Regions from separate parts of the Mus musculus genome. Here region 2 is linked to region 1. Evidence: chromatin contacts called from ENCODE Hi-C or POLR2A ChIA-PET data. All regions are on one chromosome and are shown on one strand. The core of a region is the stretch at or near the end of the contact, and the rest is flanking DNA. Distances in the headings are between cores, read along the strand shown. Region 1 holds the start of Zfp580 (zinc finger protein 580). Region 2 holds the start of Galp (galanin-like peptide).

Evidence for each region. Hi-C counts contacts between places; a loop is a spot of excess contacts on that map. ChIA-PET counts read pairs that join two places held with the same protein, here RNA polymerase II (POLR2A).
Region 2: a loop to region 1 is called in a map of v-Abl transformed pro-B cells, with 3 times the contacts of the local background. The contact joins the promoter of Galp here to the promoter of Zfp580 in region 1. A Hi-C loop is called at or near these places in 2 of 37 maps with a recorded cell type or tissue (both v-Abl transformed pro-B cells). POLR2A ChIA-PET finds 5 or more read pairs at or near these places in 1 of 5 experiments (embryonic stem cell).

Annotation. Positions count from the first base shown.
Region 1 is chr7:5,049,419-5,053,888 of GRCm38, reverse strand. Zfp580 (zinc finger protein 580) reads right to left here and starts at 2,357. Exons shown (of 2, transcript NM_026900.1): 1 at 2,175-2,357; 2 at 166-1,084. The coding sequence starts at 1,072. The coding sequence ends at 554. It overlaps Gm15510 (predicted gene 15510), which reads left to right. Exons shown (of 4, transcript NR_166619.1): 2 at 2,971-3,158. It also overlaps a transcript of Ccdc106 not described here.
Region 2 is chr7:6,194,972-6,199,441 of GRCm38, reverse strand. It overlaps Galp (galanin-like peptide), which reads right to left and starts at 2,352. Exons shown (of 6, transcript NM_178028.2): 1 at 2,090-2,352.

The sequences.
Region 1 (4,470 bases), core at 1,108-3,607:
GAAAGATGAGGGTCCAAGGGAGAACGGAGAGGGCGGGTTGCCTGAGCATCAGAAAACAGCTCCGATTGGAAACGCTCTCCGAGCACAAGGTTCCTATGTGCTAATGGTCCAAACTCAATCTCCCTATCCCAACACTCAACCCACATGCAAGTAAGAACCCAAGAATGAAGTGCGGAATGTTTATTGGGCAAGGAATAAGGGATCGTGGGCATTAGAAGTACAGAGGCGATCCAGACCGTGCCGGTGTTTTTGTCTTCCACGAAGACCTTATACTTGGGAAGAGTAGACCACCAAGACTCAGGAGAGGTCGTAACGTTTGCAAAGGCTTACACAGCACAGCCGGACTGAAGCCCAGTTCCAACTGACACCCAGGCCCAGAGGGGCAACAACTTTGGTCTACATCACACAGCTAGACGGGAGAAAATATAAAATGATATTTCTCCTTGGGGATGGGTGGGGAAACTGAGGCCTAGGGTAAGGCAGTAACCTCAGGAGAACTGGGGTATGTGTGGGAGTGACGCTGTGTGGTGATCCGGAGAGGGCAGGGCTGAGCTCAGTGCAGGCGCACGTGCTGCGCCAGCTCCGCGGCGTCCTGGAAGCGGCGTGGACAGAGCGGGCAGGTGTGAGGTGGACCAGCGCGCGCACGGTGGGTGGCGCGGTGCCGCGACAGGTGGCTGGATCGCTTGAAAGCTTTGCCACAAGCACCACAAGTAAAGGGCTTGAGGTCCGAGTGCGACACACGGTGGCTCTGCAGCCGCAGAGGGCTCGCAAAGACACGAGCGCACTCTGGGCAGCTATAGCCCTTGCGAGGACCTGGCTCTCCCGGGGTCGCCTCGCGCTGCGGCGGGCCCCGAGGTTCCTCCTCCAGCTGCACCGTGTACGTGTAGGGGACCCCGTTGGCGTCGATGAGCAGATGGCGGCCCAGCCGCGGTGGCCGCGGCCCCGCCACCGAGGAAGAAGTGGAGGAGGGGCCTTCCGCCTTGGGAAAAGGGGGAGTCTTGGGGGGCGGTGGGTCCATGACCTCCGGAGAGGAGGACCGAGGGTGGGGTGGCCGCGGCGGCAGCAGCAGCATCTGGAGCGGCAGCTGGGAGCGGCGGAGGGAAGAGAAGTTAAGATCCTCTCTTCCTTTCAGGAAAAAAAAAAAATCCTAAAAAGGAAGATGATACCACTCCCTGCCAGACTGTGCTACTGACCTACCTCCCTACAAAGTAAGAAGTGACTCCAGTCCCCATCTCCGGGACTCCTACACCAGGGCTTAGCAACACCCCGCTCCACCGACTCAGGTCATAACCTCAGACATCCTTCGGATTCCCTTCCCTCACCTCCACCCACCGAAATCAATCTCCAAGTCCATTTCTTTCCTTCTCAGTTTAGGTCCTTTCTAATCTCACATTCTAGAGACTAGTGGCCTCCGAGATTTTTCTCCCATCTACCCATTCCTTTTTCTCAGAGCTCTACTCAATCTCTGATTTAGTCCTTTCCCTCAGGTCCCTCAATACCCTCAGAGCCTCCCCAATCTCCACAGTTGTCGTCGCCTCAAGTTTCCTCCCTAGATACTTATCCAGAGTCCCACTAACCCAATTCCCCACTTTCCATTCAAGGCTCTTTTATGTCATCCCCACACTCTGCACTTAAAGGTTTTGCCATTCTCTTTCCACTCGAGGAAAGCCATCGTCTGTACTTCATTCTCAACTGACTGCCTCCAATATGCGCCCCCATCTTGTTATATTTTATTCACCACCGTCTCCACCCACAAAGTATCCTGACATCTTCGGTTTCTCTCTCCATCGCCGCCACCACCTTGGAGCATCTTCCAACTCGCAGTCATAGACCTTCTGGTTTCTTGTTCCCGCACAGCTACCCCTAACCTTGGCCCCTCCTCTCTAGATACAGCTGGCATCTCTGGTCCCTCTTCACCTCCCGGGTTATTTGATGCATAGCCCCTCGTCTGGGGACCTCTAGCAGCCCTGGTCCTCTAAACCACCCTGTCCCGTTATATCCCCTACGGCCTTCCTACTCCCCTGGCTTCCATAAGGAGCTTTGGCCTCCCGACGCCCCTCTCTCAGGCTCTGAGTGTCGCTTTCGTCGCCTCACCGCTCCGACCCACACCCAGAGACCTGCCGGCCTCGCGCCCTGCCCAAGCCAGGCTCCTCCCTCCATCCCGGCCCCCGTACCCGGTGCAGCAGCCTCTCGGGTCCGGGGGAGAACGGGGCCGAGGTCCCGGACGGACCCGGGCTTGCCCTGACGAGCGCCGCGGTAGGAGCGAGCTTCCGGGCAGCTCCGGGCCGGCGGCGCCGGGGACGCGGGTCGGGGGGCGCAGGGGCGCGAGGGGCGACGGCGTCCCTGAGAAAGAGCACCGTTCAGAAACGCCCGCTACACACACGAAGGTTCCGAGGCTGGAGTCTGCAGCTGTAAAGGGAGAGCGCAAGGGGTGGGGGTGGCGCTTGGCCAACGAGAAGGACCTGCAAAAGGACAGTTTCCAGCTGCGTGCCATTCACAAGAGCCATTCCTTTGCTTTGAGTGACCCGTAAAAAGCTAGATACTGTGAAGTCTAGTAAGCGCCCCATAAAGAATTGAAATTTACAGCTTGTCGTCTTTCCACCCTGCCTCCCCTTTCCGCTTAGGCAAAACCAGCGGGTTAGAGAAGGGGTGTTTCTGTTGGATGAGCAAATGGAGAGACAGAGGTCCAGAAGCCCGATCTCTGTTCTGATTTAGCAGGGTCACAATCCTCACGTCTCATAAATGGGGGAATCAATGTCCAAAGAAGACGTTGCCAGATCCCGTAAAGTATATATGCTCCACTGAACATACGGGGAAACAGAGACTGGGGACGACCAGATGTTGACCCAGAAAGGAAAATGTACTATTTCCCCGCAGAGCATATGGGGAATCTGAAAACTGGAGCATGCTTGCTAGGTATAAAAATGGGGACAGGGTTTACCTAACATGCACTCTTGGTTTGATCCCCAGCACTGCATAAAACTGGTTGAAACAGAAGAATCAGAAGTTCAAGGTTATCTTCTCCAATATATTGAGTTGGAGGCCGGCCTGGGCTACATGAAATCGCATCTGAAAACAAGGATGGAGAGCAGCTGTGATTCTTGCCAGTGACCCAGCAGGGGAAAGTAAGGTCTCCAGAGGAGACCAGCCATTCCTAGGTACGGGCATGGGGAAGTTTAGACTTACTATGGAATACATGGGGAAGCTGAGGCTCAGAGAAAGCCAGGCATTGTCGTATACACAGGCAAGGAAGCTGGTTCTTTGGAATGGAAAAGAGTGCTGCTGAAGTCACCAGCACCCACTGCCTATGGTAGCTGGCGCGCAGGGCTCTTCAAGGAGGGTCTGAGCATCCAGTTTTGATGCAGTAGCCTGGGCCAGTGAAGACACTTTGTATTTGTAAAATGCACTCTGGTATGAGATGCAATTACAGGAGGTTAGGACCCATCTAAGGCTAAGTCCTAGATCCACGTACTGGGAGTTGGGAGGGGGCAACAGCTGGACATAGCCAAGGGAGAGGAGGGTTAGGCGCCCAGTGCAAGGACCCCACCCACCCACCCACCCAAAGAGTGGACTACCCCTTGAAGAATTATCCAACATCTTTCCATCGGTAACAAATGCTATAATTTCTATGAGGCGTGACAGTGGATACATGAAGCTATTGAGCACTAGTGCTTCTGAGGCCCTGAAGTATGGAACGTATTCATTCCTTAATTTAGATTTGCCCCAGGAGACAGCTATATAAACTGTATTTTTATTTCTTGAGACATGATCTCAAGAAGCCTAGCCTGACTATGCAGCCTAAGATAACCTTGAATTCTCTCTCTCCTTTAAAAAAAAATGTATGTAAGTGTTTTGGTGGCCTGTAGGCATATACACATGTGTACTTGGTGTCCTTGGAGGTCAGAAGACAGCAATCGGATTCCCTAGAACTGGAGTTAGAGTGTTTGTGAACCACCTTGTGGGTGCTATAAGTCAAACCCAGGTCCTCTACAAGGGCAAAGGAGTTCAAACCCAGATGACCACGTGGTGGAAGAAAAGAACCAACTCTAGAAAGTTGCCTTCTGACTGCCACATGCATGTACACGATCACACATAAATAAATGAATTTCAAAACCTAAGCCAAGAAGAGGGCAGAGACACAAAACAAAATATCAGTTAGTGAATGAGTAAATTTGATCAGATAGTAAATCCCACCTCTCCCTGAAAAGATACTTCTGGATGGAGCTGGAGCCATGCTTCAGCAGTTAAGAGCACTGGCTGCTCTAGTAAAAGCCCCAGGTTCCATTCCCAGCACCCAGCTTAACAACCATTTATAAATCCAATTCCAGGGGAGCCCACACCATCTTCTGTCTCCTGTAACAGGCATACATGTCTACAAACATCCGAGTAGGCAGAAACACCAATATACATAAAATAACTTTTAAAAAAGCTACTGCCGGGTGGCTTAGCATCCCCAAAGCTCTGGATCTG
Region 2 (4,470 bases), core at 1,103-3,602, 1.1 Mb before region 1:
ACTTGGGAGGCAGAGGCAGGCAGATTTTTGAGTTCTAGGCCAGCCTGCTCTTCTACACAGTGCGTTCCAGGACAGCCAGGGCTATACAGAGAAACCTTGTCCCAAAAAAACCAGAAGAAGAAGAAGAAGAAGAAGGAGGAGGAGGAGGAGGAGGAGGAGGAGGAGGAGGAGGAGGAGGAGGAGGAGGAGGAGGAAGAGGAAGGAAGGAAGGGATGAAGGGAAGAAAGAAAGAAAGAAAGGAAGAAAGAAAGGAAGGAAGGAAGGAAGGAAGGAAGGAAGGAAGAAAGAAAGAAAGAAAGAAAGAAAGAAAGAAAGAAAGAAAGAAAACAAAAATATTTGCTACTATTGTGAAAAACCTGGGTTCTGTCCCAGAACCTACACCAGGTAGCTCACAATGTCTTCTGACTCCAGTTCTAGGGAATCCTGTATCACCTTCTGGCCTTGGCAGGCATGCAGACATACATGCACATAAAATAAAATAAATTAAATAAATCTTAGGTAAGGAGGGAAGGAGGGAATAGAAGGGAGAGAGGGAGGGAAGGAGAAGAGAGAGAAAACAAAAACAAAGCGCATGTAGAATGGGGAGATGGTTTAGTGAATAAACAAAGTGTTCACTTGGCAAGCTTGAGGCCCCAGGACTCATGTAGCAGCAAGTTGCAGGGATGTGCATCTGGATTCCAGTTGTCCTGCACTGAGATGGATGGAGGGGGAAGTCAGGAAAGTGCCCTGAGGCTCACAGCCAGTTCCCCTGGTGTTCACAGCTCCATAGCTGCAAACAAGAGACCCTGCCCACAACAAGGCAAAGGGTGAGTTTCAACACCTCAGGTTGTCCTCTGACCTCTACACAGGCAGCACTCAGAAGTAAGTAGGAAAGCAGGAGGGGAAGGAAGGAAACGAGAGAGTTGGTTGAGAGAAAATGTACAAGTATGTACACCTGTCTTCAGTACTCATGAGACCCTTCCCCACGGATACCCACATCTGCCATTCTTCTAGACCCTTTTGCATAGAACCTCTGCACCTCTGCCCTAGGGACAGGGGTCAGAGCCTCTAGAACTAAAATTACAATTGACTGTGAGCTGCTTGATGTGGGTACTGGAAACGGAGCCCAGGTCGTCTGCAAGAACAGCCATTGTGTTTAACTGCCAAGCCACCTCTCCAGCCCCCTCCTATATACTTAGATTGCCTCTGGGCAGTGTCGCCTAGAACATTGAAAATAAAAAATCCCCTGTAAATAATGCAACATTGTGTCCTTAAGGAAACATAAGAAAAATGTCCATGTTTGGAGGACAGCTCCCCCTCCCACTCCTAGGAATCAAATTCCAGGTCATTGGGGTTAGCTCCAACCACCTTCACCAGTTTAGCCATTTAACTAGCTTTCCCTGGTTATTTTTAATTTTTGATTATTTGAATCCATGGGTTTGCAATGTGTGGTATAGACAGCTTACTGATAGAACACTGAGACCAGAAAAAAAAAAAAAAACAGCATAAGGCTCTCCAGAGTCAGGTATGGTGGTGTTGTACACCCATAACCCCAACACTCCAGAGGCAGAGGCAGGAGGATTAGAAATTCAAGGTCATTTTCTTCCATGGAGCAAATTTGAAGCCATCCTGGACTACATAAGATCCTGCCTGAAAAACAGAGGTCAGCTAAGCAGGTGAAGGTGCTTGCTGCCAAGCCTGATGGACCTGAGTTCAATTCCCAGGAGCTGCAGAGGTATAGGGAGGGAACTGATCCCTACGAGTCGTCTTCTGAGCTCCACAGTCGTGCTGTGGGACATAAGTGAGCACACACACACCCCAAATTAGTAACTAATGTAATAAAAAGGAAAAAAAATCAAGGAAGCAAGCAAAATATTCCTCTATCCACCTTTACCCATGTTTCTCAGACCCACTACCACGCACGTGGAATTTGACCATACCCACGCTCCTCCTCTCTGCTTCTCTGTGCATACCTTCCTACCGACCCATGCTCGATGCCCCATCTTCCCTACTGCCCCATCCTGTCATGGCCCTGCCAGTCTCTGAGATGCTTTTACCATCACTGCTGTCAGATCCCCCAGCCTCCCCTCCCTCCAGCCCAGGCTCTAACCTGTGTGGAGCTGGCAGCACCGGCTGGGCTGGGCGGCTCTCAGCAGCAGCGGGGATCCTGGTTTGTGAGCTTCTGAGGAGAATGAGGAGGTTAGGGAGAGAGACAAGGGTGGGCGGGCTAGTGAGGATGGAGGCAGAGAGGACGACTCATCCACTTCAGAGTTCCTTAACTGGAGTGTGAGGTCAGACAAAGGTGCCTTGTGGCAGAAAACATTTCTCTGCCACAGCCATTGCTGGCAGGTCCTTGATTTGAGACTGTCTTTCCTTCACTGCCTCTTTATGGTCTCTCTAACCTGTGTTTTGTGGTTTTCTGTTTGTTTGTTTGTTTTGTTTTCATCGTGTGTGTGTGTGTGTGTGTGTGTGTGTGCTGGGGGTCAGAGAATAACTTGTGAGTATTGGTTTCCTCCTTCAGCCACGTAGGTCCCAGGAATGGAACTCAATTTGTCGTGACAGCTTGCCATCAAGTACCTTACCTAATGAGCCATCTCAGATCCCCTTGTGTTTCTTTGTTGTTCTTGTTTTGACATAGGGTATCTGTAGCCTAGGCTAGCCTCAACTCCAGTTTCAGCAGAGGATGACTTTGAACTCTTGATTCTCCTACACCTCCAAGTTTTATAATAGCTATTATCACACCTAGTTTGACCTGTGTCTTCTGTTGCATGTATAATAAAGGTCCTTTCTTCTTTGTGTGTGTGTGTGTGTACATGCGTGCACATGCATGTGTACATCTGTCTGTCTGTCTGTGTTTCTCAGTGTTTCCTTTCTCCATGAACCTCATTCTAAAAATGGCTCCTGGAGCTGACTTTGAAAGCTCATAGTTATTTTTTGTGGTTGTTCTTTTTGTTTGTTTTCCAGGACAGAGTTTTGTGTAGTGCCAGCTGTCCTGAAACTCCTTCTGTAGACCAGACTGGCCTTGAACTCACAGAGATCCACCTGCTGCTGCTTTCTGACTGCCTGGATTAAAGGTGTGCGTCACCACCTCTCAGCCCGGAAGGCTTGCGCACACATGTAATCCCAGCACTTTGGGGACTGAGGCTGGAGGCTCATGAGTTCCAGGCCAGTCTGGTCTTTAGTGAACCCCTGACTCAACCAACCACGGAACAAAATAAGGGACTGGAGAGGTGGCACAGATGTTAAGTGTGTTTGCTGCACAATCACGAGGTCCAAGGAATTTGGACCCCAGGATCCATGTAACAAGCCAGATGTCCTATATCCTCCTATATTCCCTGCTTCAATTTGGGACAAGGGGTGGATAGACAGAAACAGGCAGATCACCAGCCTAACCAAGAAAAAGAATGAGTCCTGGGTTCTAGGAGAGATGCTACCTCAAAGGCTTATGTGGAGAGTGGTGAGAAGGGACACACAGCACCCTCTTGTGGCCTTTGTGTGTGCATACAGGTACACTCACCCATGCGCACACATATATTCTCTAAAATTCCATCACTTATTTATTTATTTGTGGTAATCATATGCCATAACACACGTGTGGAGGTCAGAGGACAACCCATCATATGAGTCCTGGGTATTAAAGTCAGGTCATCTGCCTTGATGGCTAGCACACTCCCCCAATGAGCTATCTCACTGCCTTGATGGCTAGCACACTCCCCCAATGAGCTATCTCACTGCCTTGATGGCTAGCACACTCCCCCAATGAGCTATCTCACTGCCTTGATGGCTAGCACACTCCCCCAATGAGCTATCTCACTGCCTTGATGGCTAGCACACTCCCCCAATGAGCTATCTCACTGCCTTGATGGCTAGCACACTCCCCCAATGAGCTATCTCACTGCCTTGATGGCTAGCACACTCCCCCAATGAGCTATCTCACTGCCTTGATGGCTAGCACACTCCCCCAATGAGCTATCTCACTGCCTTGATGGCTAGCACACTCCCCCAATGAGCTATCTCACTGGCCAATAATTTCCTAGAGCAGATAGCTCCTGGATCTCAATACAGCTGTAGGGTGAGCAACTTATGGGACCACTGTGTGTGTTCCAGCTCTCTCCTTGCTTTTGTTATTATCTTTCTCTTCCTTTCTCTCCCTCTTTGCCCTGGACAGCAGCCAATTTTGAGAGGAAACTGGGGGTGAGGGTGGGAGTGTGTGTGGGGGGTATAACTCCTGGCAATGCCATTTGCTCCCAGAGAGATGGTAAAAAAAAAGTCTGGGTTCTCTTGGAGTTCTGTCTCTTCCTCTCTGCCAAAGGGCCCCCTTTCCCTCCCATATCCCACTGACCATGGAGCACTTTCTTCTCTCTTTACATCAGCCACCCCCTCTACCTCCCTCCCCCCTTCCCCGCACCTAAAGTGCTTCTGGAACCAGCCCCTGTTCCTTCTTGTTCTGGCTGAAAAATGTCAAGTCAAGGAAAGGCATGGATGAGAGCT